Linked DNA regions of Homo sapiens: regions 2, 3, 4, 5, 6 and 7 are each linked to region 1. Evidence: read pairs that join two places in POLR2A ChIA-PET (ENCODE). Cell type or tissue: CD4-positive, alpha-beta T cell. All regions are shown on one strand.

Region 1 (4,000 bases):
GCTAGAAGTCACCTCCCAAGGCTGAGGCCAAGCATTTTTCCATTTACTCATTCAATAACAATTTATTAAGCAACTATTAATCTTTTACCCCAGGCACTGCTCTAGTACAGAGATCCTGTGTGTCAGTGAGGAGCCTGCACTTTTCTCGTACGATTCTCTCTCTGAGCTCAGCATGGCTGGCCATGCATTGTAGGCTGCTGTCCAAGAGGCTTGCCCAGGCCAGAGACCACCCCAGTGCTAACTGTGCCTTCTCCCCCAGGCTCCATCCCGCACACTGCCTCTTTCAGATCTCTTTCTCTCTCCCTTTGTAGCTCTGTTCCTTCTGGAAGGTGGGGAGGCTCTCTTCTCCCCTCTGTCTACCCAGTAAATTTCCATTTACCCATCAGTTCTCCATAAAAGATTACCTTCCGCAGTGAAGCCTGGCTGGCTCCTGGGCCGAGTAAAGCTCCTCTGTTCTATGGTCTTGTATGATAGGTTCCTCGCCTTCATAATATTCTCAGTTGTAACCATACAGTCATTTATGTGATACTTTGGTTAATCTCCATCTCCCTCCACGAGGCTCTATGCTTTCTGCAAACAAGCACCATGGTCATTTTCTCTCAGCGCCCTATTTCCAGTACCCAGCATAGTCCCTGCAGCAAGCTGTTTATGATCATCGTTTGCATAAGTGAATGGATGGATGAATGAGCAAATCTCCCTGTGTGGTCTGCAGAGGTATCCCCTGAGCCTGTTGCTGGGAATGTAGGGCCCTAAGACAAAACCTTACCTCAAATGAAGACGTCTTCCTAAAAGGCTCAGATCCATCTTTCTCTCATTTCTTTCAGGTCCTCAACCAAGAGCCCCAGGGACCTCATTTCAAGGGTCCCTCCTTCTGTTTCTCACAGGAAGACTAGGAAATACTCGTGCTAACAGATTCCATTGGCTGCCTTAACTGTCCCAAAATCCCAGAATCAGCCCCAATCCTTGCCTTGTTATAATTCAGGTACAGAGAAAACATAAAGACGTTCACAGTTGTAGAGTGATAAAAGCAAATGCTCTTCCATTGGGCCCACAAGTTTTGAGCACCCACTGTGTGCCAGCACCAGCACTCACAATGAAGCAATTCTATGCTGGGATTTTTTGACATCTTAAAATGCCACTTGGTAGTGGTTTGCTAAGAGGGACAAGAGGGAGGATCATGAGTTGAAAGCTGCTGTGGAAGACAGTATAGTTTTCTGGTAAAGACGCATCCAAACTCAGAAGAAGCACAGACAATCTACGACTTCCTGTTGGCTGCTCTTCCAGACAGTCTGACTAGCCTGCCGACATAGCCCTGGTTTTTGAGGGGAACTTAAGCCCTGCATTTAAGGGCCTAGATCATCGCTGCAAGTATCAAAGAACAAAGAGCATAGTCATTAATTTCTAGAATGATGGCTGTAATGAGGAGATGCCGACCTGAAGTCCCAGGAAGGAGGAATTAGCAGCCCACATTTTGTCTTTCCATTGACTGTTGTAGGGTTACAAGGAGAGATAAAGCAATGAGAGTGGCACTGGTTGGCTGTGCTTGCCTTTTAAATATATATATATATTTAACAAGCCTTCATTTTGTCCTAAGAGAAATCAAATGCTGCATTTAGGGGCCTGCAGCAGAGCACAGAATGGGTCGCTGGCCCACTCCTAGCCTGAGCTGCTCCTGACCTTGGAGTTGAAGCTTACCTCGCTGCGGGAGGTCTGATAAGGCGATCTCTGCTCTCCTCGGAGATGCATAAGTGCAGACAGCCAGAGAGTGCCGTGGGTTTCCACCAAGGCCAGGCTATTCGTCATGGGCTCTCCTTGTGGACTGTGCAGGTCTGGGTGGGGGTGGGATTTTAGGAGGGAAATAATGGTGAGGAAATCCTCTCCCTCTCACACTAAAAGTATTTTTTCTTCCCCTGTGAGTTGGGAAAAAAATGGGAATTTTACCAAAATAAATAAATAATAATGATTGCAGAATTACTGTGCTGGAGCTTTTAAGAGCCCAATCTGCAAATGGGGTAAACGGCCACCAGATGGCAGTACTGACCAGGTCCTTGAATCAACCAATGCGGAGCCCACAGACAGAATCCCGCATCACGCTCTCAGGGAGGAAACTGAGGCCAGATCCCATGAAATCATTCGCCAGATGTTAAAAAAAAAAAAATCAGCTGATTCTATTCAGCGTGGCTCTGCTTTCTACAGGGGTCAAGTCTATCACATTGCTATCTTAAAGGACTTCACAGTTGTAGTGATGGAAGCAAATTCTCTTCTTCCATCAGCCCACATGTTTTGAGCACCCACTGTGTGCTGGCACCCAGCCAGGCACAAGGATTTGCAGGGAATGAAATCAGCTCCTGCCCTCCTGGAGCTCGCGGAGCACTTGTTTGTCTGTCTGTCTGTCTTTCTTTCTTTCTTTCTTTCTTTCTTTCTTTCTCTCTCTCCCTTCCTTCCTTCTTTCTCATTCTTCCTTTCTTTCTTTCTTTTCTTTCTTTCTTTCTTTCTTTCTTTCTTTCTTTCTTTCTTTCTTTCTTTCTTTCTTTTTCTTTCTTTCTGTCTTTCACTTCAACTTTTATTTTAGATTCAGGGGGTACCCGTGCAGGTTTGTTGCGTGCATATATTGCTTGATGCTGAGGTTTGGGGTACAATTGATCCCATCAGCTGGGTAGTGAGCATTGTGCCCAATAGGTAGTTTTTCAGTCTTTCCCCCTCCCTCCCTCCCTCCCTCTCTAGTAGTCCCCCATGTCTGTTACTGCCATCTTTATGTTCATGTGTGCCCAATGTTTAGCTCCCTCTTACAAGTGAAAACATGCGGTATTTGGTTTTCTGCTCCTGTGTTAATTCACTTAGGATAATGGCCTCCTGCTGTATCCATGTTGCTGCAAAGGACATGATATCATTTTTACAGCTGTGTAGTATTCCACGGTGTATAGGTATCATGTTTTCCTTACCTAGTCCACTGTTGATGGGCTCCAGGTTTGTTTTGCTATTGTGAATAAGCACTTGTTTATTACGATGTACCTAGGCAGTGCCAGCACCAAAGTCTTACCCAGTTGACGGGAGTTCAAAAGGAGACAGCATCGGCTGTGGATGGGGGAGGGCAAGCCAGGAAGAGGGGCAGGTAAGTTCAAAGAGAAGGTGACATTTTAGTATGTTTTGAAGCCCTGTGTGACTCACACTTGCCTGCCAGGGAGGAAGATGAGGTTATTCCAGGCAGAGGAGCAGCCTGGCCAACAAGACCCTGCATAGCTGGCCACGGAAGTCGGCTGAGGTTGCAGTGTGTAGAGTGTGTGCAAAGTGGGGGGTGGGGGTGAAGCTAAAAAGGAACACGGGGCAGCTTGTGAAGGGTGCTGGACCCGTGATGAGTCGCTTCCCTAAACACGGAGCGACTCATCACATTGCACAGGCGTTGACTGGGCTCGGGGAGAATGGGGGATCGAGAGAAGGAAGCACCAGGCATCCCTCCTGGGACTGATGAGCTGGGCCAGATAAATCTGGGATGGAATTGACCTTAGGCTACCCACCCCCAGCCCCCACCAGGCCGATGGGGTCCTTGGGGAGTCCCACAGCACCCTCTATCGCCGCACCTCTCCCCTCACAGCAGTATCACCGGTGAGCTCCTCTGTCCCCTGGATTAGGAGAGGAACCCCCCGGAACGCAACGCTGCTGGAAATGGGCTCCTGCTTTTGTTTCTCTGTCCCATCAGGATCTGCCTAAGCTCCCTCGTGGAGTGGGTACCCTATAAGCCACTGTGTGGTGTGGACGCACGAGGGGCATGAAGCAGGGGCAGTGAGTGAGTGTCCCTGAGTTTTCTAAGACAAAGCAGCAGCGGCAGATGATGGGACCTCCATGGGGAAGGCCGCGATGCCGAGGAAGGAGGGAGAGGTGAGCTCTCTGGCACCAGGACCCAAGGCCTTCTAGTCCACGTTAGGCCGCAGCCCCCACTGCACGTTAGCCTGCCCCTGGGCAGAAACACCCTGGGGTGCACAGTGTATGGGGAGCTCATGCT
Region 2 (4,000 bases), 110 kb before region 1:
CTTTGCATCCTCATAGCTTAGCTCCCACTTATAAATGAGAACATATAATGTTTGGTTTTGCATTCCTGAGTTACTTCACTTAGAATAATAGTCTCCAATCCCATCCAGGTTGCTGCAAGTGCCATTAATCCATTCCTTTTTATAGTTGAGTAGTATTCCATATATATATTTATGTTTGTGTGTGTGTGTGTGTATATGAGTGTATATATATGTGTATATATGTGTATATATATGTGTGTATATATGTGTGCATATATATGCATATATATGTGTATATATTTGTGTATATATATGCGTATATATGCGTATATATGTGTATATATGTGTATATATATACACACACACATGCACACACACACACACATATATATATACACATATACCATACACCACAGTTTCTTTATCCACTCATTGACTGATGGGCATTTGGGCTGGTTCCATGTTTTTGCAACTGTGAATTGTGCTGCTATCAACGTGTGTGTGCAAGTACCTTTTTCATATAATGACTTATTTTCCTCCGGGTAGACACCAGTAGTTGGACTGCTGGATCCAGTGGTAGTTCTACTTTCAGTTCTTTAGGGAATCTCCACAATTTTCCATAGTGGTTGTACTAGTTTACATTCCCACCAGCAGTGTAGAAGTGTTCCCTTTTCACTGCATCCACACCAACATCTATTTTTTTTTTTATTTTTTGATTATGGCCATTCTTGCGAGAGTAAGGTGATATCACATTGTGGTTTTGATTTGCATTTCTCTGATAACTAGTGATGTTGAGCATTTTTTCATATGTTTGTTGGCCATTTGTATATCTTCTTTTGAGAACTGCCTATTCATGTCCTTAGCCCACTTTTTGATGGGACTGTTGGGGTTTTTTTTCATGCTAATTTGTTTGAGTTCCTTGTAGATTCTAGATATAGATTCCAGATATTAGTCCTTTGCCAGATGTATATATTGTGAAGGTTTTCTCCCATTCTGTGGGTTGTCTGTTTACTCTGCTGACTGTTCCGTTTGCTGTGCAAAAGCTCTTTAGTTTAATTAAGTCCGACATATTTGTCCTTGTTTTTGTTGCATTTGCTTTTGGGTTCTTGGACATGAAATCTTTGCCTAAATGGTGCTGGGATAATTGGAAAGCCACATGCAGAAGAATGAAACTGGATCCTCATCTCTCACCTTACATAAAAATCAACTCAAGATGAATTAAGGACTTAAATCTAGGACCTGAAACTATAAAAATTCTAGAAGATAATATCAGAAAAACCCTTGTAGACATCGGCTTATACTATAGTTCTTGATACACACATACCATTTTCCTTATTAGATTATAAGCTCCATTGATAGTGGGATCAATGTTTATGTTAACTTATCAAGAATCAGTATCAAACACTATACCTTGCACATTGTAAATATTAAATAATAATTGTGAAACATATTCTGATAGTCTTCATTGTTAAATGAGCAAATGTGATGGGCATAATAGTGTGAGGGGCAGTATAAAAATGCAATAAAGCATTATACCCAAATAGCCTTTAGCAGACAGGAATAGCAAAGTGCAAAGAAAAGGATGTGGTATCAAAGCCAGAGGACTTGAGTTTAAATCCTAATTCTGCCACTTACTGGTTTTAGGAAAATCACTTTAAACTCTAGGAGCTTCAGTTTTCTTATATGTAAAATGGGACTAATAATAATTCCATCCTTACAGTTACTGTAGAAAATGAGAATACTGTATAAATTGTAAAATGCTATATAAGAGGCCTTCACTATTCATCACTTACAAGATACTAACTGCTTATTCTATTTCTTATATCTCATAGGTCTAATCTTATTATTTCATCAAAAGATCACCAGGTAAAAATTTAAAATAAAAACCCTTTCACACCTAATACACGACCACGACCCATATCCAAGAAGCATCTTTCTCCTACATGGCAATTGATGGCTATCGGCTATTCATATACTTATAGAAGAATAATCTTTGGATTCCTGATGCCTGGACTTTGATTTTTAAATCTCTATTCACTCCATTTGTTTCCTTTCTCCTCCCCTATCCCCTACCTACCTCCACAAACCTTTTACATTTATATTCTTGGAGGACTTCTTTTTTTCATTATTCCTTATTTGAACAACTTTTTTCATTTGAAGCAAATCTCTGTGATTTTATCAATTTTGGGTCTAGAATTTTGAGTCTAGAATGCAGCCAAAACCTTTCTAGTTAAATAACAGTTCAATTAAACTTTCACATCCTTCGTCAGTGTTTGTTCATCAGTATCTTACATGTATTTTTAAAACAGTATAGAAAAGTACTTCAATTCTTTAGAGGTCAAAACTTTAAAATCGCATTATTTCCTGTATTTCACAGCTAAAACCAATAGATGGCGCTCCACCATCACGGATAATTTGAAAGCAGCAGGTTGCCTATTTGAAAGACACTGATCTCATCATTACAGAGTTCACACACTGAAATGCAAACCTGGCAGATGACCCATGGACTGAATTGGGGAGTTTATCAACAAAGCAATTTAATTGTAAAACTTCAACTGTGGGTGACGTAGTGATCCATCTATACCTTAATTTCCTGTCATTCACTCCTCTATGCAAATGCAGAGTGACTTTGTACGACTTCCATAAAAAATAAGCCTTTCTTGTCACGTATTAGTGAGCAAGGTGTCTCTATATAAAACGGATGCACGTGACACAAGAAAAGGCAATTCGAAGAGTGGGGGAAGCTGCGGTTGTCCCTGCGGAGCCGGCAGGGCGGCGCGGACCCTCACCTGATGAGGGCACCCGCACCAGGAAGGCGGAGATAAAGAGGAGGATGGCGGCCCGAGAGAGCAGGGAGCCGGCGGCCCGGGTCCGCCGCCTGCCCCGCCGCGCTGGGCCAAGGGCGAAGGCCTCCATCCACACGCCGCCGTCGCCTGCCCACCGTCCGCGCGGAAGGTCGTTAGGCAACGCGCGCCCACCTGCAGCCGGAAGTTGGCGGGCGGAGGACCGGAACAACGGACCTGATGGACGTGCTCCCACTTCCGCCGGGGTGGTAGACTAGGGGTCAGCCTGTGTCTCCACATAGCTGGTGGGGCCTACACGCGCCAACTGTGCTGTGCAGCCCCCGGGCCTTCAGGACAACACAGCCACGCAGGGCATCCTCAAGAACATCAGTGATTTGTCCAAGATCCTAGAGCTGAGAGAGAATCGTTGGGCCCCAAATCCCGTGCTTTTACCTTTGCATAGCGTTTATGATCGAAAAGCCCTTTTTATGAGCCAGGTGGTAGATGTGGGGCCCAGTTTCGAACAACAGATAGTGAGAATGCATGAGTTAAGACGTGTAAAGCCCTCAGTGGACTGCTTTGATCTAGTAATGTCAGCAGATAGTATTTTATGGATGTGTGGAACTTAATTGGGAGATAAATGCAATACACACTTAGTGGGAATTAAAGGTAAGTAAGGCCTTTAGCCTCAGAAAGAAGCTTGATGGAAGGACAGAGGAAATAACCATAGATGAAATTTACTTTCTAAAATAGACCGGAAGATCATCTTATAGTGTCACCTAAATTCAGCAAAACATACAAAACCATCTATCCTGTGTGGGAGACCAGAATATACCTTCTCAAATATGAAGGATTGCTGCCCTGAAGACAAGAACCAGCAGATGCAGGAGAGCTGTCCACCTGCCCTCTTTTTACCCAGAAGCAAGACATAGATTAGAAAGAGAAAAGGTATCCTGCCCCACTCCTTTACCAGGGAGAACAAAGGTTAACCACTGAAGACAGCGTCAGACCCTCATTAGCCTTGAAATGATATCAGAGGAATTAATATTAGCTTTTTTTAAACCATCTTTTGTCTGCTATTTGTTTGCTTAGCCCAAGTTACTGCCTGTAGAGACTCAGAGTCCTTTTCCTTTGTCACATCTCTAAAAATTTCCTAGTCTTTGTTGAAGATGCTATACAAGCTGGAATTCAAAGACGCTTCTTTGAGAACTACTCATTCTCTGGGTGTTCCTCATATA
Region 3 (4,000 bases), 150 kb after region 1:
GCCTGTACAGATGTTCCCCTCACCACTGTTTCCAGTCACCTTTGGCTTTCACGGTGCAGATGCTAAGTTTGATTTTCAGAGCCCATCTGGGAATTTAGTGAACTGAACAGGTAGCATTTCTGAACCCACCCATAACCCATGCCCTCCCCACTGATTTTGAAAGAGAGTTTGCTGCAGGTGACTTTGCAGCTGGGTAGAGAATCTTGGGGCAGGATTCCGAGGCAGGCAGATGAGTGAGGATAAATTGGGTTCTGACGGCACGTTACACCAGTGGACTCTAACGACGACCTCACCTCGTGCACAGATAATTCTGCCTTGTGCTTAACCGTTAGAAATGTGTCACTGAAGTGTGAACATATTATGCTGTTAGATTTCCCATCATTTCTGTTCTTTCATTCCCTCTCATTTGCATTGGTTACTCATAAATGTAGATCTTTGGTATGATTTGTACAACTGCCGGGTGTCAATCTGTGAAAGAAATAGCAGAGCAAGCTGGGCTCTGGTAGCGCTTTATCCCTGCGTGCTGGCTTGCCCGGGTTGACTCAGAGGCAGTCTCACATTCAGCTGCGCTGGGGCCAAGGACCCAGGGAGCCAAGTGTGTTTCTGTTTTCTGTATTTAGCAATTTAAGACCTGCGTTTAAATACTAGCTATGCATTCTAGCAAAAGAGGTTTATATTTTAACACAGTAACTCTTAATTGTTTAATTCAGTTCGTGTGTTACCTCTCGGAATAAAATAGTGGAAGCCAATTAACTATAGACTTCATTAGTTTGGATTTAAGATCACCAAAACATTTACCACATCTCAATTGTTCATTACATGCTCTCTCTTTTTTAATGCAGTTTTTATAATATGGGGAGTGGGGGTGTGGATTTAACCATTATATTTTTATGATATTGGGAGTAGATTTAACCATTATGTAAATTGGATTTTTTAATTTTAAAAAGTCACTTATCTTGATGTAAAATCATGTCTTAGTAACCTTGATAAACTAAGTTTTGCATGATTACACCTTAAGGTTAAAACATATTTCATTTCATCATTTCCCAGAAGGGGCACTGAATTCACCCATTTCCTGTTTTTCATCTCAGAATGTTCTGTGTTTCCTCCATATCTACTTTCCCGGCAGCAGGACCCTGGAAGCAGTCACACCAACCTCATTTACCCCACCTGAGATTTGTGCGCTTTGAACATAGTTGCAATCAAATCAACAATATCTTTGCTCAGAAATGGATATGTGAAGTAAAATGTGCTGCCCTGTTCATGTATGAAATCATTCAGCTAGCTGGCCAGTGAGCCCTTCATTGCAACAAAGATTTTTCTAGAGCCCCTGCACTATCTGGGGCTATGTCAGGCCTCACACTCCTGCTCACACGTTTGGAGGCTACCTTGGCCAGTATTACCTTAATCCAGCATTTAGGGGAAGGAGCATTTCAAGACTAAATTTTCTAAACTGCTCAAGCCTACCTCATTTTATTTCTTGTGTATTTTAACACTTTTGGATGAGGACTCTTCCTAGAACCTACTAACAATTCCCCCCCGCCCCCATGCCAAGATTCTTTAAAGACTTTCTTGAAAACGCTTCAGTCTTTTCTTCTTAGCTCAAAAGTACTATCCTAAATACTAGCTCTGGCATTACAGGGAGTTAATTTGTGGGCACACACAGTAAATTATAAACCCCTTAAGCAGAGAAGATTGTATTATCAGTTTATTAGTTTTCTTATTCATTCCTTCAGCACACATTTCTGTTGCCTCCAATGCAGCAGAGAAATTGACTTCTACAGTTTCCACAACAGTCCAGATTTCAACTGTGTAGTGCTCTTTCAGCCAGAAAGTACACTTGTGTTTCCCTGGCCATAGGTCCTGAACCTCACTTCTGAAAAGTCATTGTGCATAGAGAGCTAATAGCTGTACCCTAAATGATCCTGGCTTTGAATTCTCTTATCTGCTTGGATAGTATTATCTGTCTCTTCCTCTGCATTCTAATTTGCTACTTCTAATCTGCTGGGAATTACAATAAGAAAGAACCATTTAATCATTTTTACAACTGTGCCTAAAGAGAGTGTGTGTAAGTGCCGAGAGAGTGTATGAGGGACTTGCCCATGAGTAAATGCATGAATTTTAGGTCAAGGGTTTTTTGCTTCTCTTTTGGTTGATTACCTCAGAGATCAGTTTTACTTTCTTTCTCATTCTTGACCTATCATCACTAGCTGATATGGATGATGTGTACAACTTCTGAGTAAGAATAATGTCAATGGGACGGGATGGGATTGGCTGGTGATTCTGTTGATCTTAAAGTTTATATATTTTAAGTTTAGTGTTTCAGAATGAGACCAAAGCGGTGACATTTTCAACCTCTTCGGTCTCTCTTCAGTTTTTTCATTTTAAGTTTTTGTTGTGCTTCTATCACTTAAAGGAAGCCTCCAAGTTGAAATCAAATACTAATGACATTTTTATCTAATGTATAAATGTGTTTTTATTATTTATTAGGAAATTTATTTTACTTGGCCCTCAGCCATGACATATCATGGCATAATCACTATCCTAAATTTGTATATCTTATCCTTGCATAAGGTAAGACTTTCTATGAATTACACATATTTGTATTTTCCTCTCTTACATATTTTAAGAATTTTTTTATACTTTGTTTTCTGCAAATGAAATATTGCTCATAAGCCAGGTGATGGCTGTCCACGCCTCTTTTCCCCTGCTTACCCTTGCTTAGATCTTATGGTAGAATCTTTTCATAGAAGACACAGAAAGACATGAAAGAAAGAGCTGGAGAAGCCTGAGGGGCTGCCCAGTGAGTGGTCTGCTAGGATGCTGTGCCACAGCCCAGGCACAGGAGGCAGGGAGAGCAATGGGGCCCTTCCCTTCCACCAACATTCAGCAGAATTTGCAGCTCCATGTTTCCAAAGCTTCCAGGGCACTTGCATTTAGAGAGAGAGAGCAAGCAAGCTGCCTTTCCTCTTCCTCAGTTCTGCCAGCCACACTCTTGCCATGATGAGCAGTTTCAGCCAAAAGCTCCTTCCCCTGCCCTAACACCTCCTGCAAGGCCTGAGGTCTGGAAGCCACCTGCGCCTGCTGGCCCCTCCTTTCTTGTTTCTGCAATGGATGTTGTGGCCCTGTGAGGGAGAAGAGAAAAAGAAGTTGCCCTCCTCCCTCTATCCTCACCTCCTGCCATGCTGTCACCCTTATAAGAGAGAAGGGCTAACCATCCAGGCTAATCCTCCAGTGATGCAGGAGAGGACATCCTGGCCGGAAGAGTCAGAGCTTCCAGGTGAGCTCAGGTGGGTCAGCCCCCGAGGCTGTGAAGAGCCCAGGGGCCAGTAGATGCCACTTTTGCTCCAGGAAGAATCTTCAACTGTGTCCTTTTTATTCAAGGGGCTCTCTTTTCAGCGAATCTCTAGATGTACTAGTCACAAACACTCGCATTTATTAAAATGTATCCATGATCCCACAATCCTTTTACATATTTCTCTCCAGGAGTATCACATTTCTGAGGGCCCTGTGCCTGTTTTCTGCAGGAAGTTGCTGTTGTCCCGGGTCCCCCTGCCCCCAGCACCTCTGTTACAAGAAGCAGACCCTTCATGCCACACTGGGACCCAGGGAGGCCCCAAGCCAGGATGCTGGGATCTTAGTAAAGGTTGGAATGATGTCAGAACATAGAGGAGGCAGAATTCCCCCCATAGCATCATCCTGGAGGGCGCTGATTTGTGTGCTCTGCCAGGTTCATCTGTGACTCAGGATTTAAAAGCCCCAGGTGTGGTGTCCCTTCTGTGCCTGCAAGGTGCGTCTTTAGCAGTTCTCCCTGGTGTGGAAGGATCAGTGGTTCTTGCAGCCTAGGCACCCTCCACAGCAAGCCCAACACAGGTGCTGTGAGCAGCTGGTTCATGAACGGTGATCCTGGGGAGAAGAGGAGGATGAAAATGGAAAACCAGTGCAAAGGTGTGTCATCCAGTTGGTTACTGCTGTGGGTGCCCGGGCTTCCATCCCACCA
Region 4 (4,000 bases), 120 kb after region 1:
CCCCTTTGCCATATATCTTTTCAAGCCGTATTGGATATAGCTCTTCTCATCCAGGAGACCCAGGAAGTGGAGAAGTCTGTAGTAGGAAAAGCCTAAGGGTAGGTCACAGACTGTGACCATTTGGCAGCACTGAGGGTGGACGGCGAGCCAGTCCAACAAAACCGCACAGTTCCCCAGTGCATGGACATAGGAAGACAGCTTTCTATCTGGCCCTGTATCCAGAGGCGTCAGCCCCAGTAGCAGCTTTCATGGACTTTGGGGTTTTCGGTATTTCATATTTTTGAGCCTCACAGACTCACAGCCAGCCCCAGAGGCTGACTTATATTTGAGAAAGTTCTCAGTGGCACCTTGCCTTGGCTGAGCGCCCTCGTGTTTTGAAGTTTCTATGGGATTCTACAAGTTGGTGCTCCTGATGAAGACCAGGACCTATGTGTGGCTGCTCCCCTGCTTGGTGGTTTCCCTGGGGAAGGTGCAGGAGAGGATCTTCTGAGTTCCATGGAACTGGAGATAGATCTGCCAATCACAGGCTTCCTTCTCCACCACTCCTCAGCCGCTCTATTCATGTTTCAGATTTTGGACTTAAACTCTCCCAGGTGCAAAGAACAAACAAAAGGCTAGCTTATTTTTCTTTTAGAGTGAGGCTTCGTATTTATTACAATATAATTGCCACATTCTTTGTGTAATTCTCACATTTATATCTTAAATATAATTCTCATGAATGAGAATTATATAATTCTCTTTTTGTATATCATTGAATATTTTCACTTAATTTTTAATTTTTTTAATCGTCACAAAATAATTGTGTACATAGACACAAAATAATTGGGTACATAGTGATGTTGTGATATATACAATGTATAGTAATCGGATCAGGTAAATCAGCATATTCATCATCTCAAACATTTATCGTTTCTTTGTATTAGGAACATTCGACATCTTCCTTCTAGCTATTTGAAACTATATATTATTGTTGACTACAGTCATCCTGCAATGGTGTAGAACACTAGAACTTATTCTTCCTACCTAGCTGTAATTTTGTCTCCTTTAACAAATCTCTCCCTATCTTCCACTCCCCCGACCTTTCCAGCCTCTATTAGCCTCTGTCCTACTTTCTACTTATAATGATGACAGCAGCATTTGTTAGTTTCCACATGTGAGTGAGAACATGTGGCTTTTTAACTTTTAGAATGTGGTATTCAGGCACTTCATGGTACAGTTGGTAAAAGTGAAAATGTGTCCAAAAGTTTGTGATTATCTATATAAACAAAAATGGTATAAATACAAATATCAATTTTGCATTGAAGAACTTACCTTAGAGGTATATTCTCACAAGTGCACAGAGCATTTAAGCATTTGTTCACTGCAGCATTGTTATCAGTATTTTAAAACTATGGTACATCCATGTACTTCCACATACAGCTCTTAAAAATAAGGAGGATATGAATGAACTAGTATGAAAAGAAGTCCAAATACATGTGAAAGTGAGAATAGCATGGTTCTGGATGGTATGCAAAGTATGATCTCGTTCTTTTAAAAGAAAATAAATTACATACACATACATATTTTCTATATGCTTGCCCATAACGTTTAGGAAAATTCTTGGGTGATATTTATTAACCTGGACTTCCTCTTGGAAGACTGATGGTAGAAGGAAGGGGACGAGTTAGGGAAGAGGAGGAGAAGGAAAACTTTGCTTTTCATCTTCTACCTTTTAGCATTATTTGAATTTATTTTCCTTAAGCGTTTACTTTGTTTCGTAAACAAAAAAGCACAAAAACAAAAAACGAGTTAAATGGGAAAAAAAGCAGTTTAGCTCTTTATAGCCTCTCATTTGGCTTCGCCAGCCTCTCACTGCAGCCTCAGAGAGCTGGTCTGGGAAACACTGGTAGATGAGGACTGTAATCCTCACTCATGGAAGAGGATCTCATTCACTGGGTTTGCTGACTGTGACTAGAAGTGATTAGGGTGTCAAAAAACCCAAGCATGTTAAAAATTTCCAGAGGCCAAAAAGATGCTTTCATTGTTCTGCTCTTCTTTTCCTTGTCGCTTTCACTTTGGGTAGCTTCTAAATTGGTATTTTGCATGGTGCATTTAAAGAAAATGAGACCCCTTTGGCCAATGCAGGAGTCTACACTCTGATATTCTAGAGTCAAAGCTGAATGCTGACACCTAGGAATTCATCTCTAGAATGTTTATATAAGGAATAGCCCCTCAGTATTCCGATCTCGTATCTTAGTAACGAAACTAACAAAAGCCTGATTCTCCTCTGGTAGTTTTCTTGTCTTTACCATAATACAAAATAAGTAATTTGTTCTGCACCCTGACTGTTCAAAGGATAGGGTAGCTGGGGGCGGGGACAAGAATGGAGACCTTATTACATAAGACTTCCTGAAAAAGGAAACTCTGTTTTTGTTTGAAATGATTTGGTCTGAAATTTAGTTTGTGTACACTTACCAAAGGGATTCCTATTTCTAAAACACTCATACTGCTTTTGATTCCTGTTAACCTTTGAGCACTCTACGTAATGATGAGAGCACTTAAAGAGTCATGTCACTTTTAGTAAAGAATCAAAGGATACTTTTTCTACTTCTTCGAGTTTGATCTCTGCTTCTCCAGTTAAAACCAGTATTTGTTTTTTTCATTTCTAAAGTTGGAAGAAATGACAGTTAGTTATGGCATAAGGATGTACATTTAACCAAATAGGAGTTGACATTCTTGGTAAGAAATCTTACCAAGATTATGTTATAGATTATAAGAAATCTTAACAAGAATATGTTCCTAAATCATCCTCTTTTCCCATAAAATATTAAAGTATCAGCAATTTCATAGGATTCAACCTAATGTATGCGAAATGCTAGATAAACAGATAAATACTTAATATCTGGCTTTTTTTCAAAGCACTGGGTTATTTGTTCCTTGAGATTTATCCTAAATGTGGGCTATACCCTGGTTTACAGTGTCTCACAGATGTGTAGTAGTAGACACTCCATAAGTGTTTACTGACTTGAATCCACAGGGTACTGAGAAAATGCTACTGATAGACTTGGAGGAGAGCATATCTAAAGCAAGCTACCCTTTCCTTTAGGGCACGTCTCACTAATTCTTTGGGTAAAGCGTATTTTTCTTCCTTTTGTGTTTTTGGCAGTCTTTCCAAAAATACGTGTTATACCTATGCATTATTTTTTGGTTTGGTTTCTAAAGAAAGAGTCAGCCGGTGGGAAAGTGAAGGATGTGGGAACTGAGAGATCTGCATCAGCATCCCACCTCTACCTCCCACGATGGGACCTGAGACAGTTATTTTTGCCTCCTGGACCACTATAGTATCATCTGTAACAGGAGGGACTTGAGCCAGTTGATCTCTAAGGTTCCTCTGGCACCTGTGACCCTAAATAGATATTGGATATTGGTTTAATGCTATTTGTAGTGTGTTTTTTTGGGGATATGGAAACCAGAAGTTTGTTTCCATAAACATAAACATAAACTGTATATATCTAAAGGATATGGAAACCTTTAGATATATATAATCTGCTTACGTAAAGAAGGTTTGTATATATTGCAGTGTCAATGGGAATATTTTATCAAGTTAAGCATAGTAAATCACATTGATTAAATGCTTTGTATTTACCAAACATTACCCAAAGTGTTTTCTCCTTTCAACCTCACAAGGACCCACAGAAGAAAATACAGTTATCATTTCCAACCTGCAGGGAGCTGAGACACAGAGAATTTAAGCAACTGACCGGAAGTCCAACAGGGAGTCAGAGATTGCTCTGGGGTGTGATCCCCACTTGGACCCTAGAGTGGAAGCTTCTCCACTACTTTATAGAGTTGAGATTCTATATTTTGAGCTTGTATTTACCCAGAGAATTATATCCTCTTGGGCAATTGTGTATAATAAAACCTCATGCATTTAGGAGAGGCGGGATGACAGAACTTTGTTGAGTGAATTATAATCTACTTGAGAAATTATTTGCTTACATTTTATAAGCTAATTATACCA
Region 5 (4,000 bases), 160 kb after region 1:
GTGTGTGTGTGTGTGTGTACACATGTGTGCACATGTGCAGAATCTACCAAATCTTAAGAGAAAGGAACATGCTGGGAAACTGTCCTGTGAAAGAGAATAGAAACCTGAAGATTTGAGGCAGTGATAGCATTTATGAAAGCAGCAGATAAGGACTAATCACCAAAAGGGGTAGCTCTTTTGTTGGTTGGGGAAAACAGGAATTTTTCCCCCACCCAATGTGCTGCATTTTCTAATTTTCTATGAACACTTCCTAAGAAAAAGCTGAATGAAGAACATTTGCGATGCAATCAGCTCATTAAGAAACACGCACTTTTGTGGAGATACGTGCTGTCCCAGGAGATGCTCTGCGAGGAGCCGAGTGTTTGGACTGGAGCTGCTGAATGGTTTCTCACAGTTCTAGAATGTTTGGGGCTGCACCCTCTAAGATGTTGAACCCATCAGTAATTGCTCCAAACCACTTTATGGGATATAATGCTGTGAGTTGACACCTGAGGGGATTGTGGTCCTGTTCATGAGTAATTACTTTTCTGTTGCCTATAGAAGGGCCAGCAATAGCAGATGAGTAGCTGAACAGTGGTTTTGAGTAATAAAACGTTCTTTTTTAAAAAAAAGTAATGCTTTCTGTTAAACTCTGACTATACTCTCTCCTGGTATCACAACCCAGCTTTCTTTTTGCCTTCTTTATTGCAGTTACATATGGGGCTGATGACTTTAGGGATTTCCATGCAATAATTCCCAAATCTTTCTCTCGTAAGTATATGCCTTGCTTCTGGAAAACAAAAGCATGCCTTCATCTCCTATCATGTAAATATCGTACGTGCATGTTCCTTCATCAACCCCCGAGATACATTAAATATTCACTGTTCTATTCGTTAGACACCTACCATATCATTTTTGGGTATTTATACCATAAAGTGCAAAACGAAGGTCTAGGCAGTTGTGCGGTGTCCTGGGAGCATGGCAGTGGAGTAACAGTAAGGGTTGGAGTCACAGTAGCACTGATGGGATTGTTACTTCGCAGATGCTGCTGGACAGCTTTGAGATTACTCCTGTAATCCTTTTTATTGAGTGTGAGGATAAAATGGCCATATTTTCTGTCACCAACAAAGAACTGAACATGGTTTCAAGATAATTTTTACAATTTTGTGGGACAGGAGAAGGAGATATGCTCTTCATCTGTGGTTCTGGAGTATTAATTTCAGAACTGAGAAGAGAAAATTGCAGGCCTCCAGGCCGTTATTCTGTGGTGCATCGCTGCTGGAGCCAACGTACTGTTCCTGCTTGGTGCCCGCAGGACCTTCTCTGATCTGAGCTGTTAAACCAAAAACAGATGTGAATTTCATTTTTCTTTTTTAGATATTGAGCTGATAAATGATAAATATATTTGGGTAACATCCTCAAATGAGTACTTTAAAGAACAGAGAGTGCTTTTGAAAATGTATAGAGAGCTGAATATTTAAAGCCATACAAGTTGATAATCCCCTTAGGACCTGTATTAGTAAATCCTCTAATACTATAAAGCAACATCAGAAAACAGGTCGCATTTGTTAACACTGTGACAATTATAATTATAGGCTCTAATTTGAACAGTGCCAGTAACAGTTAAAGACAGGTGTCTGACATCCTGGTTATCAAAAACTATCTGGTGTCTAAGGAATTTAACAGTATCAAAGTACATCTTTTTGCTCACAAACTAGATTGGCTACTTTTCCAGCCTATAGAAGTTACAGAAATCTTTCTTTTACTGATATTCCTTTGATTCCACTTTAAAGCAATAGCTTGATACCTACTTTTTGAGATGTATATGTATGTACTTGTAAATGCTTATATATGTGTATTTGTTTACACGTGAGCTTATATGAACATATAAAACATTATGGTATTGGACAGAGAAATGATATTGATTTGAAGAATCATATTGTTGAAGTATTTTGAGAAGTCAAATGCACTTGAGAGTAAGCTAATGCATCCTAAAACATGTTTCTGTGAAGTCTGAGGAAGGTGTCAGCCAGAGCATATGTTGAAGCAGACCCTTCAGTGAAGCCTTCAGTCTGTAAGAATCGCTGCATGTGAAGATGTGTTAATGTTATGATAGTTACAGTTTTTATAAAAGAGATGATATACACTTGGATATGCTTTCTGTCTATATTTATGCAAATGTGTCCATAAGGTATTGGTGTCTCTCTTTCTCTCCCACTCTCCCCAGTGTTGGAATTGTGACTATCTTCTCACACAAGCGGCTACTTGGTCTTGATGCCTTCCCCCGCAAAACAGCAACCAAACTGTTCTGGGCCAATATCACCACCTTGTGGTCATGATGAAGAATTGCCCCCTTTGCCCTCAACACCTCTTTTCTTCTTGAAAATTAAAAACAACCCCTTTCACCCCCTCTACTGTCCTTATTCCAGTTTGTGTCCGTAGTTGCTGGAGGAAAGAAAATGCCTATTGCTCTTTTTTTTATTCTCTTTATCTGTTTACTCTTCTGCCTTTCTTTTCTCTCCCTGACTTCATTCCATTTAAAGGCCTTAAATTGCAAATAACGAAAAAAGTATTTTCTAATAATATACCCTAGTGGGACGAAAACAACCTTCTACATTTTAAATGATATTAAGTTATAATAAATGGTTCCATGAACTTTAAAACGCTTAAAAGTTTTATAAATCTCTTTTAGAGGCAACACAAAAATATCTATATATATATCTTCTCTTCACCTCAAATTTTCATTTAATTACCGTGATTCAAGATATATCTTAAATATTTCCATTTCATTTGATTTTTACTTGCTAGTCACCAGTGTTGCAAGAATATTTCTGTACCATTTTTCAAGTAAAATATTGAGCATTTCAAGCTTACATGGCCTAAACTCACACTAGAGTGACTACTTCGGACTATCTTTTCAATGGAAAAATGCGTTCTGAGTACCAAACATTTACTTTTTCAGTAAATATGAAGACACATTCTAAAAAGGAAAGGGAAATGAAGAGGAAGCTTAATTCATTGGTCAGGTGGGGACTAACAGTGTACATTATACCTATGCATTAAAAAATGTTTAATTATCCATGAGCACATACAGTGCCTGGCACAGATTCAGGCCTCTTGGCTCCTCTTGGCATCTGAGTTCCTTGGATTCTCCAGATTCTTCAATCCAAACTTGTCTATCTACCAAAGTCCACCTTCCATACAGGGGTGTGGGGTCTCTCTTAGTACTGTTGGGTGCCAATAACATAGAAGCCCTCCAAGATAGGTCAATGAGATTTTAATTTTTCCCAACTTTAAATAGCATCTGGGAAGGAAAGCAGCTTTTGACTAGGAGTTTGAAAACATCCACTCTTCATATTTATTGTCACATTTATTGAGTAATAAAATTGGGCTCTTGTCCATTATCTCTCAGTCAATGAAAGAGCCCACGGTGGGCATGAGCCAGAGTGTTCCGGAGAAAGAGAGGACCAGTCTCCATTTCATGTTCTATATTTAATCAGTTCAATTCAGCACCTTACTGAGTTTGACATTTTTCTAAGTAATGGGGTGGGGGGTTACAAAATATTTATAACTATCTTTCCTATCTTCAGGGAGATGTACCATTTCACTGAAGCAATACCACAGCTAAGCAGTTCCAGCTCCGAGTAACAGAGGAAGGAGTGAGCGATTTAGGAACTCACAGAAGGGCACGGCCAGGCAACTCGGGCCCTGGCAAATGTTCCATAGAGACAGCATCCATGGGGTTGAACCAAGCACAATGCCTGCAAATCGGGCAGGCGGGTTCATGGAATTGATTCTAGGGCAGGTATGATCAGCACCATTTAAGGAGTGGCAGTTGTTAAGAAACTGAAGGGATTTCTCATATGGCATTTTCAACAGAATTCAGCAGGAGCCTTGCATATCCCTTGGGATGGGTTCCGGGGTATTATGGAGCTGCCAGGAGGTGCTCAGCTTCAGTAAGTGCCAGTCATTCCTTCCCAACCTCCTCCTTCATTAGTGGAAGTATCAGCTGGTGTCATTG
Region 6 (4,000 bases), 210 kb after region 1:
TGGAATGAGGATTTTTATGGGCCCGACACGTAGAGAAAAGGAATAGAGGAGTCGTTATCCCCACACCTTAGAGAGAAGAATGGGGCCAGGCCAACCCCTCACTGAGGTCCCCCAGCTGCTGGATACCACACCTCTCACCAGCCCCTAGTGCCCTGGGAGCAGCTCAGGCTCCTGATAATGTGAGCCGTAACTCATAAAGAGCAGGATGATGCTGAGCAACCAAAAAAGAAAACACTCTGTCATCCTAAGGAGTACTTGGTCACTGATACACACGAGGTACACACAACCCCTGCAGGCTCTACTAAGTGTGTGAGAGAGTAAATGTAGTCATTGGAAAGGCACACCTCCCAGATGCACCCAGCGATCCTACTTCCTGATTGTCTTCTCAGAGAAACCGAGCAACCATTTCACACCTGGAAGGAACATCATGACGCCAGAACCTGCAGCACAGTGTGTTTCTTTCTTTCCCCACATCAAGGGTCTACGTGGAATAGTGCTTTTCCACAGAGTAGCTACTAGCCACACATGGCTATTTCAATTTACATTATAATGAAATAGAATTGAAACTTCAGCCCTTCAGTTGTACTAGCCATATTCCAGGTGTTCTATCAGCAGATGTGACTGTACCCACCATATTGGACAGCACAAATGTGGAAGCAGACGTTTCCATTGTTGTAGAAGGCTCTGTCGGGAAGTGCTGATGACATGCCAGTACCTGCCTTGCTCCCTGGAGCTCCCCAAGGTCTAGCACAGTGCCTGGCACAAGGTGAGGGGGGTGCCCAGAAAAGATTCAATTCCCTCTCCAAGTAAACCATTCATTCCCAGCTTCCCCAAAGAAGTCTTCCCTGGGGTACTAAATCCTGAAGGCTGCCTTCAGTATTCGAAGCATGCAGCAACTTTCACTTCTTCTTTTTCGACCTGGCCCTTCACTCTGCCTGAGAGGGAAATGTCACTTGCCTGAGGACATGTGCTTTTTCTCAAGCAGGCACACTGGTCCCTTTCAAGGTGTGGGCTGACATGCTGGCTCTCTTCCCTGTATGCCGAGACATGCTTGGGATCTCCTAGCTCCACACTCTGTCTCTCATGAGTCTGAGCCCTTTGGGTTTCTGTGACTTCCAGTCCCCTCCTGCCAGTAGCAACCTACAAAACAGAAACCGAGACGTGCAATAGCAGGAGGGTGGGATTTCCAGCAAATAGGGAAGGACTCACTACGCCCTGCTGGTAGATTGTTGCAGGATCATCCTCCTCTCAGGAGAAAAAGAGGAAAAAAAGGCAAATCACTTTCCTCTTGCTTCTGCTTCTCCTAAATAAACTGCTTGCCTAATTTCCTTTGCAGTTAGAGAAATGTTCCTTGTGAAAGCTGCTATTTCCACACATTCACACACTGTGCAGATTCCGGGGCTTCTGGAAGTCATTTGCTTTTCCAGGTTCCCTCTCTCTGTAGCTGATTCTGTCCTTGTACCTCCACTTGAAAAGCAACCCCAGGGCAAGTCAGCCTGGCTGAAGTCTTCAGATTCTTTTTTCAGTGGAGGGGTGCTGGCCTCCACTGGACTCTAGGCACAGGCAAGACACAGCTCTGGAAGGTTCCATCTGAAGGCTGGGGATGTCCCTGCATGGCCCCCATAACCATGCCAGCCAACACAGCCACCTGAATGAGGCAGGCTTCTCTGGGTCCCTACTGCTAGATGCAGGATTTGAGAAAGTCTGACCACTCCTATACTCACGGACACTTAAATAAGGTCAAGTCCCTTTCCTAATTCCAAACTATGCTTGGATAGTTTGTGTATGTTGTGGTGCAGGTGGGGAATCTATATGGCCAATAATAGCCTCGCCTGCTTCTTCTATAAAAGCAGAGACTAAAAAATGCTCATTGTAAGAGGAGTAGGAAGGATTCGATGAGATAAGAGATGTGAAGAGAGCACTTGGTAAATGCCCAAGGTGATCAATTCATTATCAGGCATGATTGTGAGAATAGTTTGCTCTGTGCTGAGGCCTTATGAATACCCTTGGGGGTAACAGAATTCTCAAAAACATGTCAGCTGAAAGAACGAGTCCTTACCTCTCTCCCACATCTCCACTATTTCATTGTGTCTGGTTGAAGCAAGAGAGAACAGTTCACTTAAAAGAGATCAAAAGCACTTTTCACATAGAGGCAAGCATCAGTAAAGCAATTCTGCTGGAAATCTCCCAAGTAATAAATACAGGCCAGAACATTTTTAAAGTTCAATTTATTTAGTATAAAAGTTTTTTTAAAAAGTACAATATATTGAAATAGGAAAATAGAAAGTGAAGAAACTCAAAATTTGAGCTTTTGGGCAAATGAATTGACTGAATATTTCCTAACATCTAAGTTGGAATTCCTTAAAAAGCTGTCAAAATTTAAGGTGGTTTTCATGGAGGGATGGCTAAGACCGCCTCCAAGGCCTTCAGGGAGCAGTGGGGAAACCTAAGAGATGCCCTCCACCTAGTGGTGAAGGAACGCAAGGCTGGCCAGAATGGATGTAGTTAACCAATGCCATTTCCAGGGAGGAGGCGCTGCACCACTGGCCCCTGCAGGCCTAGCCCAGCTCCTCGTGGGGAGAGGGAGAAGCTGAGCCCAGGGCCAGCAGGGAACTTGCCCAGGTCACTTACCAAGTTAAGGGTAGACACAGGGGCTGCCACCCAGGTTGATTCTTTGCTTAGGGCTTGACTTCAAAATTATCCTTAAAATCAGCTATTGCACCTACTCACATCAATTCTTGCATAAACCCTGCTAACATGCAGGGCAGGGATATCTCCCACACCAGAGGGGCTGTACAGAGACCATCACTCTGTGGCCCAGAACCCTTCTGGCCTGGATGGATGCTCCTGTCCTACTCTGGCATGTGGACCCTCCCTGTCTCAGTTGAGCTTCGCCCAGGCCTGAACAAGGGGTGTAAGAACCCTGCATGTGCTAAGAACCCAGCTCAGAATGCACTTTTTCTCCCCCGCTGGCCTCTTAACCGTGGCTGTCGCTGCTGTCTGCCACCTGCACGTGCCACAGCTTGAGAGGCCGTCCTGGAGAGGGTGGAGGAAAGAAAACAGCCCTGGAAGCCAAGAGACCTGGGCTCAAATTCCAGACCTGCAAATTGTGAGTCAGGTGGGCTTGGGCATGTTATTTACTGTCTGCAAGCCCTCATGTTTGCCTATGAAGTTAGACGATAATAATCTCGGCTTTAAAAGGAGGCTGCGAATATGCAATGAGATGGCATAGGAATGACATAAGGCCCAGCACATGGACGTCTTGGAAAAAGGCAGCTCCCTTCCCTGGGCCCCTCAGCCTCCCATTCACTCCCACACCCTCAGTGCTACTTAGATCTTGTCATCTACTTATCAAAATTGACTCACTTAGAAGTGAGTTGGGCTCAGCTTTCAGACAGGGAGGTCCAGGAGCAGCACTGTGGCGAGGACACAACTGAGGGGAAGACAGGCATTCCTCACAGTCTCTAGACCGCACCCCTCTTCCACACGCTTTTCTTTTCCTGTTCTCTCTCCGTGAAACAAGGCATCTTCCACCAGAAGCCTTTACTTCTCTTGTGATGAATCACTTGTATCTTTGAATAGGCAACTAAATTCAAGCAAATCATTCAGCACTGTTGATACCAGTTTTATTCGTGATAGCCAAAAACCAGAGACAACCCAAATATCGATCAACATGGATGGATAAAAACCATGACACATCAATGCAATGGGACACTACTCATCAGTGAAAAGGAATGAATACTGATGCATAAAATGACATGAATGAACTTCAAAATAATTATGTTCCATTAAAGAAGCCAGACAAAAAAGATTCTTTATATAAAATACTAATAGATGAAAACTATTGTCTAGGTCAAGAAAGCAGTTCAGTAGTTGCCTGGGTTGGGGGAAGAGCCATAGGTGGGAGAAGAGAATTTCCAAAGGACACAAAGGAATTTGGGGGTTATGCATGTGGATTTTATTTTCATTGTGGTGATGGTTTTATCTGTGTATATATTTG
Region 7 (4,000 bases), 68 kb after region 1:
TATTTGGTTAAAAGGTGGTATTAATTTGTACCTGCATTTTGTTTTGTTTTTTAGCTTTCAAACTTAATATGTTTAATCAATTTGTGTGAACTCTCTGTTCATTAATTATGATCAACTTTCTATTGGAGTGCTGGTTTTTTTCTTGCCATTTTTCAGTGAGAATACCTATTAATTTTCTGTCATACTTAAACCATTTCTGTTTGGTTTTTTTTGAATTTTATTTCTATTAGGTATATTATACTTGTTTGGTAGAAGTCTCTTATTTTTATGTTTCATATCTGTTGTTTCCTTTAAGATTTCGTATATTGGCCCAAAATTTTGGAATCATAAAAACCTTCTGATATACACTTTACTTCTCTTTACTTCTATATTCATTTCCAGGATTTGTCCATGTCATTTATTTCTTCAAATACTCACGTCTTAGATTTATTTATCTATTTTGTTTTTGTGTGTTTTCTATTTTTTTCTTTTATCACATTTTTAAGGTGGCCTCAGTTGCCAGATACAGAATCTCAATTCAAATCAGCATGAACAACACTTGATGATTTATTTAAAAGACATTTGGGTAGTTCACAGATTCGAAGGCCAAGATGAAGAGTGACGAGGGTGGAGGAGGCCTAAGAGGGGAAAACTGCCTTCCTCTCTTTTTCTCTCCTAACTCCAGGAGCTCAGACTATTATTTTTTCCATTGGCCTAAATTTTGCCCTGCTGAAGAGAACAGGACAGCTCAGGCCTGAAGTTCTGCAGCTCCATCACTCAAGGCAATGATGAGCCCTCTTCCAGAAGCACCCAGTAAAGTCCAGGGAAGGGCCCAACTGGCCCAGCTTGGGACCCCTGCTGGCCCAGCAGATGGAATCCTATAACAACTGGTGAGTGTTGCCTCTAGAAGACACTTCTTCATTCTCACCTAGTGAGAAGGCACTAAAACTCAACATTGGTTTTGAGCTCTTCATGGTACAAAGCCTCCTAGAAGTCTGAACCAGGCAAAAGGCTGACCTCCAAAGTCAGGCAGTGGTCTCATCATTAAGAGGTGCTGGGAAGCTTCCTGATGACCCCCCTTCCTGCCATGCCCTGTGTTCTCCCGGAAATGACCGTGAGCACCTGCTACTGCTGGAGAGCAGGGATTTCCCAGGCTGCTGTAGGACGCAGGCTCCCAAGGAATCTCACATCTACCATTCATCTTTGGAAAGAGATTCTCTAAGTCAGGACTCCTTGGTTTTATTTGACCAAATTGAAAAGCTTTTGGATCGAGCTTTCCTTTGTTATTATAACAGCAGTAGGAAGACCAAGAAAGCAGTATTCTTTACAGAATACTCTACTTTGCCTGAATATCATGGTCTGCTCATGCTATTTACTACATAGTAATTTAACAAATTTCCTGGGCTCCCTTCTTAAATAAGTACGCTTTTTTAGTAATTCACTCCTCATTGGATACCACATTGCAATACCTAATGATAACTTTTAAGACACATTCTGGGAGGGGAGGGTAACAGGCTTCTCTCTGCTCTCTTATATACTTCTGTTTCTCCAGTTCATGTTGGTTAATTTTATTTGCATCATTTGGAGCTTTGATTTTAGTCAGCATTATTAATAATTTACTCTTTGACTTAATGGGGCTGCTGAGGGGATGAGACAGGTCTGATTGAAGCAGTGTGAGCTCCCTGGTATGGACAGCTATGGGCATCGTGTGTGTTGCCAAGTGCATTACAGAGTAATAAATGTATAACGAGTTGGGCCGTCTGGGTGTGCTAAAAATGAACTCTGAGTTAAGTAAGAGAAGCATTTCCATTGTGCTGCCTGTGCTACTAAGGAGCCCTTTCTGTGAACTGTCCTGAGCTACAGACTTGTTCAGAATCCACTTCTGAGAATGGGTGCAGTGTGTTTAAATGACTAGCCTTTGTGCCTGTAAACCCTGAATTATTTTAGAAGTTGGTTCTAATTATTTAGAACTGTGTCTAAATAAGTTACTTTACTCAGGAGAGATCTGTATCCCTGTTCCTAACCATGCACCATGGAACAGGTCTTTGGGTGCTACTCAAAATCTCTCCTTTCATTTATTTAGTTAGGCGTGGTCTAAACTGCACCAGTATAGCTTGTGGATGTGAAATGGTTAAACAGTAAAACCTCAAATGTGTGCAGCTGTGGGTTGGGAGAGCTGGAGTCTTCACCAGCTGGACACAGACAATGTGGGAGAGAGAACCACATTCACAATGGGGGAGAATTTGTTGTCTATACTCTAGACAAGTCTGGTTTCCCTCACACTAAATCCAGAGTAGTCTTCAGATTGGAGGGAGAAAACTCATGTCCAGGTAACAATACAGAATATTCTAGAAAGACTAAGCTAGAGGAAAGACTCTCCCTTACATTCAGTGGCAACCAAACAGATTTAAACACAGGGGTGGGTGACTGTCCTTAAGATATAAGTGTCAATCAGTTGCAGAGAGAGGCTGAGAATCTTTTCAGTTGGGGTGAAAAACTCCAGTCAAGAAACAGCCCCTTTGTCATGGACAAGGTGTGGAGCAGGAACAGGGGTGCTCCAAAGGGACTCAACAATGATGAAGACCTGAGAATTCCAGACAATGACAAAAAATAGGACCAACAGCAGTCCCTCCACTGCACTCAGCTGAGAGCTTCACCAGCAGAGGGGGAGTGAAGGCTAATGTCAGACACATTGAGCAATTAACTAGTTATTTTTATACACATAATCATAAGAACCCCTGAGTTACAGTCATCTATTGCAATCCAAATCGGTAGACCATCACCAGAAACTCAGTCTGCATGGAGTGCCCTGATGTCATACTTAATGACAACTTTTTAGACATATTTTTTTAAATCAAGCTTTTCTCTATTATTTTAAGAAGAATAAGGAGACCAGGAAAGCAGGTTTCTTTGCAGAATTTTGCCTGAAAGTCACTGTCTGTGCTATTTAATTTATTACAGAAATATATTACAGGATTTCCAAATTTTTAAAAAGGTGAAGCAGAATTAGCTTTGGATTAAATTTTCTGCTATTTCTATATACTTCTAGGATTTCATTGTATTCAACACAGTACTTCACCAGCAGGTAGGAAGGAAAGGGACATTTAGTCCAGCCCTCTCTGCTCTCCGCTCTTGACTAACTCCATCCGTTAGAGTGGGAATGGGTCGTGTCTTCAATGCAGCTTGCTCAGGAGGAAGTGGGCAGGAAGATCAGTCACCATTGCAGCTATCCCCTCAGCAGCAAGGCAGGAGTTCTCCTCTGGCCACAAACCCCGTGGACACTGAGGAACGGCAGCCCTCTTCACCGTGTGGGGCCACAGTGATGAGATCAACCCATGGGCCCCTCCTGCCGATTCTGCCACAAATGGGCCCAAGTGGCAGCCTGTGAGTGCCAAGGACAGAATTAGCTACCATCCTGGAATAGGGACCCTATCTTTGTTTGTTCATCCAGTCAACATGTATTGAGCATCTATCATGAGTCTAGATACCAGAAGGAAGCTCCAGATCCTGCTCTTGAAATCGCACACATCATGTTCACAAAATCTTGGGCATGTACAGCAAGGATAGGGAGGAGATCTAAGCAGCTCCATCTTGGAAGGACGATGGGGTCCTGAAAGGGATTTCTGAAACTTACTCTTCTCATCCTGCAGAGCAAAGTTTAAACATTTGTCTGAAGAAACAGAGAAAAAAAGAACAGCTGTGCAGAATAAACCCATTAAGTTCTTACAGAACAACCTATTTAATTAAGTGCTTGACATGTGCCAGGTATCATTCTAATTACTCTACACACCTATTTAATCATCACTTTACACTGCCTTAGGCCTGTGTACCAGGCATATCTCTGTGTACTTTAAAATATGAAATAATTCAATTCTCTAAGCAATCTTATGAAGGGTACTGTTACTATCCCGATTTTACAGATGAGAAAATTGAGACACAGAGAAGCTAAATAATTTGCCTAGGGACACACAGCAAGTAAGAGGAAGAGCCAGGATTCAAACACAGGCAATCTCACCGTGGA

What was found. ChIA-PET counts read pairs that join two places held together with the same protein. Peaks named below come from ENCODE experiments on the same cell type or tissue, not always from the same donor. Only the 100,000 strongest peaks of a DNase experiment are listed, where the experiment ranks them.
Region 2: POLR2A ChIA-PET joins it to region 1 with 12 read pairs; 2 of 35 experiments call an interaction of 5 or more read pairs at or near these places.
Region 3: POLR2A ChIA-PET joins it to region 1 with 22 read pairs; 11 of 35 experiments call an interaction of 5 or more read pairs at or near these places.
Region 4: POLR2A ChIA-PET joins it to region 1 with 19 read pairs; 10 of 35 experiments call an interaction of 5 or more read pairs at or near these places.
Region 5: POLR2A ChIA-PET joins it to region 1 with 25 read pairs; 10 of 35 experiments call an interaction of 5 or more read pairs at or near these places.
Region 6: POLR2A ChIA-PET joins it to region 1 with 19 read pairs; 9 of 35 experiments call an interaction of 5 or more read pairs at or near these places.
Region 7: POLR2A ChIA-PET joins it to region 1 with 10 read pairs; 9 of 35 experiments call an interaction of 5 or more read pairs at or near these places.

Annotation. Positions count from the first base shown.
Region 1 is chr7:50,203,497-50,207,496 of GRCh38, forward strand. No RefSeq gene overlaps it. Among named protein-coding and RNA genes, the nearest start is that of IKZF1, 99 kb to the right of the region's middle. RefSeq lists enhancers at 2,107-2,286, 3,067-3,996 and a silencer at 3,303-3,352. In CD4-positive, alpha-beta T cell, a CTCF peak has its summit at 2,035 (motif pointing right); DNase peaks (open chromatin) are centred at 1,275, 2,045, 2,735, 3,235 and 1 weaker place; H3K4me3 peaks cover 1,267 bases; H3K27ac peaks cover 1,553 bases.
Region 2 is chr7:50,090,300-50,094,299 of GRCh38, forward strand. It overlaps ZPBP (zona pellucida binding protein), which reads right to left and starts at 2,947. Exons shown (of 8, transcript NM_007009.3): 1 at 2,769-2,947. The coding sequence starts at 2,895. LOC124901630 (a long non-coding RNA gene) reads left to right here and starts at 2,980. Exons shown (of 2, transcript XR_007060321.1): 1 at 2,980-3,431; 2 at 3,516-4,000. RefSeq lists silencers at 2,751-2,800, 2,881-3,040. In CD4-positive, alpha-beta T cell, CTCF peaks have their summits at 2,356 (motif pointing right) and 2,555; DNase peaks (open chromatin) are centred at 2,402 and 2,712; H3K4me3 peaks cover 909 bases.
Region 3 is chr7:50,350,327-50,354,326 of GRCh38, forward strand. The region is part of intron 3 of IKZF1 (IKAROS family zinc finger 1); the gene reads left to right. Among named protein-coding and RNA genes, the nearest start is that of IKZF1, 48 kb to the left of the region's middle. RefSeq lists enhancers at 178-237, 2,001-2,180, 2,201-2,250. In CD4-positive, alpha-beta T cell, no CTCF peak of the experiment used is centred here; DNase peaks (open chromatin) are centred at 525, 1,145, 2,175 and 3,770; H3K4me3 peaks cover 1,966 bases; H3K27ac peaks cover 4,000 bases.
Region 4 is chr7:50,319,514-50,323,513 of GRCh38, forward strand. The region is part of intron 2 of IKZF1 (IKAROS family zinc finger 1); the gene reads left to right. Among named protein-coding and RNA genes, the nearest start is that of IKZF1, 17 kb to the left of the region's middle. In CD4-positive, alpha-beta T cell, no CTCF peak of the experiment used is centred here; a DNase peak (open chromatin) is centred at 2,348; H3K4me3 peaks cover 1,540 bases; H3K27ac peaks cover 3,380 bases.
Region 5 is chr7:50,367,316-50,371,315 of GRCh38, forward strand. The region is part of intron 3 of IKZF1 (IKAROS family zinc finger 1); the gene reads left to right. Among named protein-coding and RNA genes, the nearest start is that of IKZF1, 65 kb to the left of the region's middle. In CD4-positive, alpha-beta T cell, a CTCF peak has its summit at 2,314 (motif pointing left); a DNase peak (open chromatin) is centred at 2,296; H3K4me3 peaks cover 751 bases; H3K27ac peaks cover 2,988 bases.
Region 6 is chr7:50,415,746-50,419,745 of GRCh38, forward strand. No RefSeq gene overlaps it. Among named protein-coding and RNA genes, the nearest start is that of FIGNL1, 33 kb to the right of the region's middle. RefSeq lists an enhancer at 854-933. In CD4-positive, alpha-beta T cell, CTCF peaks have their summits at 2,479 (motif pointing left) and 2,682; DNase peaks (open chromatin) are centred at 960 and 2,486; H3K4me3 peaks cover 251 bases.
Region 7 is chr7:50,271,359-50,275,358 of GRCh38, forward strand. No RefSeq gene overlaps it. Among named protein-coding and RNA genes, the nearest start is that of IKZF1, 31 kb to the right of the region's middle. In CD4-positive, alpha-beta T cell, no CTCF peak of the experiment used is centred here; no DNase peak of the experiment used is centred here; H3K27ac peaks cover 196 bases.